Linked DNA regions of Homo sapiens: region 2 is linked to region 1. A link is an interaction called in ENCODE POLR2A ChIA-PET data of the cell type or tissue named here. Cell type or tissue: GM12878. All regions are shown on one strand. Each heading gives the region's core, and the rest is flanking DNA. Links, peaks and the distances in the headings are about the cores only. Region 1 has its middle 6.5 kb from the start of BCL9. Region 2 holds the start of LINC01731 (long intergenic non-protein coding RNA 1731).

What was found. ChIA-PET counts read pairs that join two places held together with the same protein. Peaks named below come from ENCODE experiments on the same cell type or tissue, not always from the same donor. Only the 100,000 strongest peaks of a DNase experiment are listed, where the experiment ranks them.
Region 2: POLR2A ChIA-PET joins it to region 1 with 12 read pairs; 2 of 35 experiments call an interaction of 5 or more read pairs at or near these places.

What each region holds. Positions count from the first base shown.
Region 1 is chr1:147,532,342-147,537,719 of GRCh38, reverse strand. No RefSeq gene overlaps it. Among named protein-coding and RNA genes, the nearest start is that of BCL9, 6.5 kb to the left of the region's middle. In GM12878, for the core only: no CTCF peak of the experiment used is centred there; no DNase peak of the experiment used is centred there.
Region 2 is chr1:148,277,468-148,282,845 of GRCh38, reverse strand. LINC01731 (long intergenic non-protein coding RNA 1731) reads left to right here and starts at 1,623. Exons shown (of 5, transcript NR_183739.1): 1 at 1,623-1,808. It overlaps LINC02806 (long intergenic non-protein coding RNA 2806), which reads right to left and starts at 3,578. Exons shown (of 2, transcript NR_187239.1): 1 at 3,315-3,578. TRH-GTG1-3 (tRNA-His (anticodon GTG) 1-3) reads right to left here and starts at 1,481; the gene lies at 1,410-1,481. In GM12878, for the core only: a CTCF peak has its summit at 2,150; a DNase peak (open chromatin) is centred at 2,195; H3K4me3 peaks cover 430 bases.

The sequences.
Region 1 (5,378 bases), core at 173-5,172:
CTGCTACAGCTCTCACCAATTACAAATTCACTTGCATTATTAATAATTTTTTTAAAATGTAAACACCTCTAGAAGGGATAAGGGAAGTCAGCCTTTCCTACTTTAGCATGAATTATTTCATTAGCCTACTTTTCTACAAATTCCTATATCATATCAAACAGCCATTTAGAGTAGAGGGAGAAGAGGAAAACAATAGTAGGAGCAGGTAGATAGTTTTGTAACTTAGAAGACTCCTTGGTGTACGGCAGGCCTGATTTGGGGGCTGTACAGGGCAGTAGAAAGAGAAGGGACACTAGGAAACAAGACAAGCTGTAGGAGGTGAGAAGATGTGAAAAGCAAAGACTTTCAAAACTTTTATCTAGCCCAGCCCAGAATGAATTGAAGGAGCTTCATAATTCTCCACATTCCCTCTCCCTTTTCCTGCATCTGGCACAGGCTCATAATAGGTTCCTATGGGTTCCCTATGGGACTTAATGTTCATTCAAAACATGGGAGAAATGCTCAGATTTCTAAACAACCAACTTACAAAATAACCTTACAAACTATAGCCCATTCATAATTTGACATCTACCTACATGTATATATTTAACTGTGGAAAAGAATGTAGGAGTGGGACAAATGAGACTTCTCCACATTTCTGGAAAGGTGAATTATCTGACATAAAGGAGAGAATCGAGCAGAAAATCAAGAAACAGATTTCAAGATTTACCAGATAAAGGAGCAATTTAGAGGCTGGCAAGATTAGAACTCACCTAATCTGAAAATAGCTACCTCTTACTAATAATAACTATAGAAAAACATAGCACTCCCCAGTGATTAAAAGCCAAGGTAAAATGGCTCGTTTTGGAATTAAAAGATCCAGGTTCTGATATTAGTGTGCTTACAAGCTAAATGACCTTGACCAAGTCTTTTAACTTTTCTGAGACAGTTTCCAATGAGTTACTATGTAAATGAGCTTTACAAGCAGTAAAGTGCTATACAAATTTTAGCTAGTAATATATAATAATGTTTAGTAAGAATAACAGCGCTATGTGCTAGGCATGTGCCTTACATGCATTATCTCATTTAATCCTTGCAATTCACCCTATAAGGGGAGTACTACTATTGGGAGTACTACTAGTGGTGTTTATGTACTTGGTCTCTAGAGCCAGACAGACATGACATTGAGTTACAGGCTCTGCTACTCTGTGACTTTGGACAAGTTACTCAACCTTTCTGAGCTTCAATTTCTTCATCTGTAAAATGAGGATATTAATAGTACTTTCCTCACGGGATTATTTTGAGGACAAAATGAGATAATGAATGCATGTGACATAATTAGCATAGTGCCCAGTACATAAAAAGTAATGAACAAATGTTAGATGTTATATTTGTTCTCATTTTACAGGCTTGCTGAGGTTAAGTACTTTGTCCAGGGTCACACAGTTCATAACTATAAGGGTCTCAAACCTGGTTCTGTTTGACCCAAAGCCCCTGTTATTTCAGCTGTTTCATATTGTCTATCTTGCTATGGATTTTTCTGACCCACAAATAATTGAAGGGACATACTAATTATCATCATTTGTTTTGCCCTTATTAGGTTCCCATTTGAACAGTTAGTCTGTAAACAAACACTCAAGGAAAATATTTTCTACACAGGGCACCTTAGAGAAATGATGTTAATATTTAAAAATACTATTTGAGGCTGGGTGTGGTGGCTCACACCTGTAATCCCAGCACTTTGGGAGGCCGAGATGGGAGGATTGCTTGAGGCCAGGAGTTTGAGACCACTGTGGCCAACATAGTGAGAGCACATCTGTTAAAAAAAATAAAAAATACTACATCAGCGTAGTGCAGGAAGTTAAATAAAAAGCTCAAAAAATTAAAAAATGGAAAAAATAAAAATACTATTTGAAAAGACCCCTCAAAGTGACCTATGGTAGAGTTCAAGCATCTCAGAAAAGCACAGTGACAAATTCATAATTTAGAACTTAAAAATTATGCATTTAAATTTCATCTTTTTCTCTTCTCAGCTAAGCTTCAGGTCAATAGAGAACATTAAGTGGCCAAAAGCTCCAGTATAGAAGAAAGAACAAGGCATCTGGGTAATCCACAAACTGAAATATGTAATATTAGATGGGTAGAAAACTGAGAACTACAGTTCATATAAGCAAAAATATTTAAGGGAACACAACTAACTTATAAATATGTGTTAACAAGAGATTCACATTATTGAACTCTGGTGAGAGGTGGCATCACTGTAGTGAGGAACAGAAATTCCCCTATCCTTCAGAATAAATGAGCGCAGTTTCTTTGTTCTTTTTAAACAATAATAAATCAGAAGGATGGACTCACATATGGGTAGGTTGACAGGATGACCATTCTAGAATTGGCCAACAGACTAAATGCCCAAGATCTTAACACATTTTTTAAAAGCACAGCTTTTTTTTTTTCTGGACCACTTTCTGAAAAAACTCTAATTGTTGCAGAAGACCTAAGAAGGATCCTGATTAACTGATAAGGGAGAGTCAAAGAAATTTGCTTGAGTTCATATGCATTTCATTCGTATTTGTAATTGTTATTTAAATGCATTAACTAATGATAAATTGGAGTTCTGTGCATTTCATGTAGAGATGCGGCACATATGTGTGTGAACACTCACACAGTGTTCCTCTTGTGAACACTGTGAATCCTCAAGTGCTCCTCTTGCAGAAGGAGCAGCCAGGATTGTACCTTATTAGAACCCCAGATATGAAAGTCTTAGAATGTCTATTATGAACATGGTATATGTGTAATAATACAACTGATATTTCAGTAGGACAGAAAAGCCACTTTGTCCTGTCCTAAACTCCTTCTAATGAAGATGTGGAAAGGAGCTTAGAACACTCTGAAAAAGGCCTTATGAATTGATATGAGCCAAAGCAAGGAAGGCACAAACTAGAACAAGTTGCATTTGCTATGGGCTGTGTTTGTAACGCCCCTTCCCTGAAATATGCTTCTGCCTGAAGCTTGCAGCTCATCAGAGCAGAAAGAGGCAGCAGAGACACCAGTGGGAGCAACTGATTTTGGTAAACAATGAACCAACTTCTCCCCCAGGGGAGCAGATCAGAGGAGATGTAATAAACTATGGAGAGAAACTCTCCAGCCATTTGCAGTGACTCATTCGCCAGAAAGAGACTGCTTCTTCTGATTGACCTTGGCTGCTGCAATGGTGTTGAACATGAGCTTACGCTGGCCTTGGTTAATGGGCAGAGAGTTTCAGGTATGACCTGGGGCACTCAGCTGTTCTCAGGGCTGCTTAGATGCCTGCAGAGGCAACAGCTACCTAGGCCACTAGCCACAGCTAAGTAGATTCTCTGCTGAAACTAATCTTGAATTCAGTTTGGACTGATTCTGAGAGGGCTATGTATAAAAGGATTTCTCACCAGCTGGGCTCCAGAGTTCGAGTTGTTCTGCCCTACAGAGCTAGATGGAGATAATTGCTCTGAAACTATTATAGTTGCATTCATAGTACATCTGGATCTGAGGTTGTTTGACCTCTGAAAACCTAAAATGGAAATAATGCAATTATCTGAGCTAAAGACAATTTAATAAAAAGCAGTACTGAAGCCAGGAAAAGGAAATTTATCTTTTATACCATGTCTTTTGCCTAGCAATGGAATGTGTACCTTTCATAAAGATGAAAGATGCATGAAAGGCTGAATAGAAGGTAGTGTTTTTCATTCAGTTCAATAAGTGTTTGCTATTACCTATTACGTGCAAAAGACTGTGCTAGGTCTGGGGACACCAAAATGAGGAAGACTTTTTCCCTGTTCTAAAGGAGCATTTCATCTAGATAGTAGAAAAGAGAAAGATGTACACTAGTAACCATGACACAGCCATCATGAAATAAATGAAGCCAGCAAGTATTATAGGCATTTTGAAGTGCCTGCACAACACATTCCCTCTGTTTTTGGAAAATAATCCCTAGACTACCTGTTCAGTTAAGCTTCTGCACTTATATTTATACTGTATGACCAGTTTCCCTGGCCAATCAGATTCTCTCTCCCATAAATTTATTTATTTATTTTGAGACAGAGTCTAGCTCTGTCTCTCAGGCTGGAGTACAGTGGTGCGATCTCAGCTCACTGTAACCTCCGCCTCCGGGTTCAAGCGATTCTCCTGCCTCGGCCCCTGAGTAGTTGAGATTACAGGCACACATCACCATGCCTGGTTAATTTTTGAATTTTTAGAAGAGACGGGCTTTCACCATGTTGACCAGGCTGGTATCGAACTCCTAACCTCAGGAGATCTACCCACCTCGGCCTCCCTAAGTGCTGGGATTACAGGCATGAGTCACGGTGCCTGGCCTTCTCCCAGATATTTAAAAGTAGGGTTCACGGAAGCTAGTTGATCTCTATTAGTTCTTGAACTGATAAAACTGATGAGGAAAAAAAAAAAGAAATAGACCCACTCAGAGACAAAGAGATAAGAATCCATGTGGCCCAAGCCAGAGAGAGAGAGAGAGAGAGAGAGAGAGAGAGAGAGAGAGAGAGAGAGAGAGAGACAGAATGAAGCCCGAAGCCCTGGTGGAGGTTTCCTGAATTTAGGCACACTAAGATGTTCCTAGTTCTAAATGATTCCCCTTTCTCCCTCCCCCTAGACTGGTTCTAATGGATTCCTTTTGCTTGCACCAATAGAGTGAAAGTGAAGCTTTGTGGTTCAACCCAACCCTTCTCAGTTGCCAAGCACTGTGCTAGTTCTGGATGAACAGCAGTAAATTGAACACGCAAGGAGTTTGAGGCTTCATAGGAATTTTGGTATGGGGGACACCCAGTGTTTAGTATATACTATAAAGAAGTGCTGAGAGGACTCTGAGGAGGCAGCAACTTTTAATTCTTCAGGGGGATTTTAACAGGTGTGGTGGGATCGTGCATCTCAAGAAGAGGAAAAGGCGCTTCTCACTGAAAAGGGACGGAGGTTATATTAAGATGTTACTTCTACGCTTCATTGCCCCTCTAATCTTCAACCTGGCTCCAGAATGGCAAGCTAGTTTGCTCCCTGTGACCTACAGGCCAAATCCAGCCAGCCACCTGTTTTTACACAGTACAGCAAGCTCAGAATGGTTATTACATTTTTAAATAGTGGTTGGAAAAAAATTAAAAGAATATTTCATGGCACCTGAAAATTATAGGAAATTCAAATATCAATCTCCATAAAGTTGTATTGGGGTTGGGCATGGTGGCTGACACCTGTAATCCCAACGTTTTGGTAGGCAGAGGTGGGAGGATCACTTGAAGCTAGGAGTTCAAGACCAGCCTGGGCAACATAGTAAGACCTCATTTCTACAAAAAAATTAAAAATTAGCCAGGCATGGTGGTGCATGCCTGTAGTCCCAGCTACTCAGGAGGCTGAGGCAA
Region 2 (5,378 bases), core at 114-5,113, 750 kb before region 1:
TAGGGAAAATGCTTCAAAGCCTGTCTTCTCAAAGAAGGATTGCTAAACGGTGAAAAGGCATTAGAAAATATGCTCAACAGCATTACTCATTAAAGGAAACACAAATTGAAGCCACGATGTGGTACCGTTTTACATCCACCAGAACAGGTGTATTTAAAAAACAGTAAACACCACGCGCTGTCAAGGATGTCCAGCCAGTGGAACTCTCCTTGCTGGTGAGAAAGCATTCTGGAAGAAACCATTTGGCCGTTTCTAATAAAGTTAATATTACACCTACCCTATGATCCAACAATTCCAGTACTTGGTATTCCTCAAGGGAAATGAATGCACGTGTCCACAAAAAGACCTATACAAGAAGAATTTTCGTTCATCTTGTCCAGCAAGTGGCATCGGTTTCCTATCAGCAGGAGTCTGAACACTTCTGGCCCTAGCCTCTTGGTATCAGAGTCGCCAAGGAAATACAAGGCAGTCAGAGACTGGACGGGAGAACAACACATTATTCATACAGAGAGGAGACAGAGCGGGGTGTGGGCTCCGCTTCAGTCTTGGGCGTTGGTCCCCCATGGCCAGCAGGTCCCTCCATTTGGCCTGCACACACAGCCTCTTGAGAAGCAGAAGAAAGGACCCCCGCTTCCTCCCCTCAGTGGGGGGCAGATACAGCAGCTGGCCAGGTGCCAGTTGATGCACATGCTTAAGTGGAACAAAGGGGTACACACCAAGTCTGATCGGGGGAAAGATACTCCCACACAAGGAGGTGAGTCCAGCACAGGCTGTGATGACTCCTTATCTCTCAGGAAGGAAGTGCTCCAGGCCCAAGGCCCATTCCTACGTGGCAGAGTGGAGGTGGAAAGACCCCCGGCACCAGATTGCCTTTCCTCACACTTTGCTGTTGGCATACAAACTTGGTGACGGGCACAGAGACAAGCCATTGTAGGCCACAACAAAGAGTTTGGAGTTTAAAGTCATTAAAAGCTTCTTGTCGTTTCGTGTGTAACAGCCCCAGTGACTGGAAAACAGGTTCTGAGCACACCATTGCCTTCGTGTAAGCCACCACCAACAGGGCTGACTGGGTTATTTGCTCTGTGAGGCTCAGAGACAGGACGGTGCACGTCCAGAGTTTCCCTTGGACTCCTCCCCAGGTTAGTGAGCTGTGAGGTCTCTTTTCCTTACCCCGACGTGCCCCCAGTGACCGGAAGAACGGTTCTGAGCACACCATTGCCTTCGTGTAAGCCACCAACAGGGCCGACTGGGTTATTTGCTGCGTGAGGCTCAGAAACAGGAGGGAGCACGTCCAGGGTTTCCCTTGGATTCCTCGCCAAGTTAGTAAGGTGTGAGGTCTCTTTTCCTTCCCCTGACGCGCCTGGTTGCGGGAGCAAAAGGGAAGAGCTGACAGCCTAGACTAACGACATTGCCGTGACTCGGATTCGAACCGAGGTTGCTGCGGCCACAACGCAGAGTACTAACCACTATACGATCACGGCGAGCCACAGGCTAAACCGCGATGGCGGAGCTTGCTCTAGCCCTTTTGACGTCAATGGATTTCGATTATTAGGCGGATTCGTTCCCAGACAGCCACAGGGGACTCGCGCTTTTCTTTCATGCCCGCTCTGCTTTTCCCTCCCTTCCTCCCAATCTTCATACGTGATGAGAACAATTCTCATCTCCTCCACTCCAGCCTGGGCCTCCCTGCACCAGCCTCTCTCGGGAGGTCTCTCTGTCCTGGTCCGCACCTCCTCTGCTTCTGTGGGGCCTCTCCGTATTTCTGCTTTTCACCCCTCCTCTCTCCCGCCCCACCGACCGAGGCCGAGGTGAGCGAGGGGAGCGCAAGCAGCAGTAGAGAATCGGGTGAAGGCGGAGCCAAGAAGGGGAAGAGCCATCACTAGAGCCCACGGGGCGTTCTGCTTGCTTCCCCTGGGACCCACGCGGCTCAGGCCCAGGGAGTCGCGGACCCGGGCGTTTCCTGGGATGCTGGGTCTGACGCCTGCGAGGGTCAGGACGGGGCGAAGGCCATTCCGCTGCCCTTCCAGCTTCGGAATCACCCAATGCACGGGTTTCAACCGTAGCCAGCAAGATGCGCCTCTCAGGTTTTCCGAGGCTTTAGAGCCTGCACAGTTGTTCTAAAAAAGGCGGTGGCTCCTCCTAACGTTGGATGGGCTCTTGCTCTGCATGGTGATACCAGAGTGAGAGTCGTCTGTCTGTGTGTCTCAGTTGGGTGGTGTGCTTGTTTCCAAGCCCGAAGGTGGGTGGTTCGAGCCTGTTCTATGGAGCATTTCTTGCATTTTAAAAATGCTTAAACCGCTGGCAACTTTCTTCTATCCAGCACATGGTATCATGGAAAGGCAGAGGGAGACTAACTTTACCCTCCTCTCCTCCGTCTGTCGCGCAGGACGTGAGGACGTAAATCAAGGTCCGCTAGGATTCTGGGAACCCTCTCTCTCTCTTTTTTTTTTTTTTTTTTTTGAGATGGAGTCTCGCTCTGTGGCCAGGCTGGAGTGCAGTGGCAAGATATCTCGCCTCACTGCAACCTCCGACTCTCTGGTTCAAGCAATTCTCCTGCCTCAGCCCCCTGAGTAGCTGGGATTATAGGCACGCGCCACCACACCCAGCTAATTTTTGTATTTTTAGTAGAGACGGGGTTTCACCATGTTGGCCAGGGTGGTCTCAATCTCCTGACCTTGTGACCCGCCCGCCTCAGCCTCCCAAAGTGCTGGATTACAGGAGTGAGCCACCGCGCCGCTCTCTCTCTCTCTCTCTCTCTCTCTCTCTCTCTCTCTCTCTCTCTCTCTCTCTCTCTCTCTCTCTCTCTCTCCCTCTCCCTCTCTCTCTCTCTCTCTCTCTTTAACTGTCATTCATTTAGCCCTTTCCATATGCTTTTGAGGTTAAATTGGTTCTGTGATTTTTTTATAATTACATATAATGCTCTAGTCATTCTTGTACGGGCATTTTCAGCCACTGGTCTAAATATTTCTTTAGGCTAGAGGTGCAATTACTATAGGAAGAACAATTACTCTATCATACTGTTCATAAAGTTTTTATATCATTCTATTCTCTCTCTTCTGTTGGCTTATTAGCTATAACTCTTTCTTTTGTTATTTTAGTAATTCCCTTAGGGCTTATAGCAAACCTTTTTAACTTATCACAGTCAACTTTCAAGTGATATTATATCTCACCTTCTGGCCTTGACGCTATAGCTGACATGCACTTTGCTTTTACGCATGTTATAAACACCACAACCCATTGTTATTGCTTTTGTTTAAATGGTCAAATTTTTACAAAAGAAATTTACAAAATAAAAAAATACCTAGTATAGTTACCCATTTCTGGTGTTCTTCATTTCCTCGTGGAGATCTGGATTTTCATCTGGTATTGGATTCCTTCTGCTTGGAGGACTCATTTGATGTTTCTTGTAGTGTGGGTTGACTGGTAGTGAATTCGGTCAGCTTTTGTACATCTCTAAATGTCCTTATTTCACTTCCACTTTTGGGAATTTATTTTTTCTGGCATAGTATTCTACATTAACTTCTCCTGCCCTCAGTACCTTAAAGATGTTGCTTCTCTGTCTGCTCGTGTGCATTGCTGCTCCTGGTAGAGGCCGGCAAGAGCAGAAAGGAAGCTGATGCAATCCTCATTTTTGCTCCTGTGTATGTACAATGTCTTTTTCTTCTGGCCAGATTTGAGCAATGTTATTATGATGTATCTAGGAGTGGTTTTATTCATGTTTCTTGCGCTTTGGTTTCCTCAGCTCCTTGGGTCACTGGATTTATAATTTTTGTTATGATTGGGAACTTTCCAGCTATTTTTCTTCAGAAATTGGCTGGGCACAGTGGCTCACACCTTTGGGAGGCCAAGTCGGGAGGTGTTGAGTGAGGCCTGAAATTCAAGACCAGCCTGGGCAACATACTGAGACCCCATTCCTAAGAAAAATAACAAAGAAAGAAAATAAATGTTTCCTTTCCTCCCTGCTCCTTCTCAGGGACTCCCATTACTCAAAAATTAGACCTCTTAAGTCTGCCCTACAGTTCACTGATAATCTTTTCATTAAAAAAAATCTCTTTTGTCTGTGAGTTTCATTTTGCATATTTTCAATTATTCATGATTCCATGTTCCCTGATCATTTCTTCTGCAACATCTAATCTGCTGTTAATCCCATCCAGCGAATTTATCATCTCTGATATTGTGGTTTTGGTATGATATCGGCTCACTGCAACCTCCGCCTCCCAGGTTCCAGTGATTCTCCTGCTTCAGCCTCCCAAGCAGTTGGGACTACAGGCATGTGCCATGCCGCCCAGCTCATTTTTTGTATTTTGAGTAGAGATGGGGGTTTCACTGTGTTAGCCAGGATCATCTTCATCTCCTGACTTTGTGATCCACTGGACTCAGACTCCCAAAGTGCTGGGATTACAGTGGTAAATCACCGCACCTGGACCCACCATCCCTCCCTCCCTTCCTTCCTTCCTTGAGACAGGGTCTCACCCTGTAGCCCAAGCTGGACTTCAGTGGTGTAATCTTAGCTCACTGCAACCTCTGCCTCCCAGGCTCAAGCAATCCTCCCACTGCAACCTCCTGAGTAGCTGGGACTACAGGCACACCTATAGTCCTGGCTAATTCTTTGAATTTTTTTGGTAGAGATGAGTTTTCCTCATCTTGCCCAGTCTAGTCTGAAACTCCTGAGCTCAAGGGATCAGCCCACCTCGGCCTCCCAAACTGCTGGGATTACAGGCATCTGTTTGTTTACAGTATTGTATTCTCTTGCCAGCAACAAGAGTTACAGTTGCTCTGCATTTTTATAAGCCAGTGGCTTTCCCTGTCTCTTAAATGTTACCCATTCTGATGGGTGTGTTATGGAGTATCATGGCATTTTAAATTTGTGTTTCCTGAATGAGTAATAATGCCAAGAATCCTTTCTTATGCAATTTGGCCATTAAGAAATTCTCTTTGGTAAACAAACACCGTTCAAGTATTTTGCCCATTTTACATTGGCTTGACTCTTTTCTTCCTCCCCAAATTTATACACAAACTTTTCTATTTGAATAGAAAAGTTGAGAAGATAGTACACAGAATGGAGTAAAGAGGATGGAATGGGTTTTTGGAAACCAATTCAAACTTTAAAGTTGTTTTAATATCCTCCATCCTCAAAGAACAATGTATGTCTTCCAAAGACATCCCCTTATTGAAATATGCAGAGAAAGTGTGAGATAAAAGAGCATATACTAAACTCCTCAGAACGTGTTTCTGGAAGTGGACAGGGAAATGGGAGTGGGATAAACAGAGAAAAGAAGGAAAGACAGTAAGTGCCTTGCTCAGAGCTGCCACCATAATGTGCCCTGAGCTAAGGTACATGATTACCTTCTCCCTGTGCACCTGAGATCTAAGAAAAT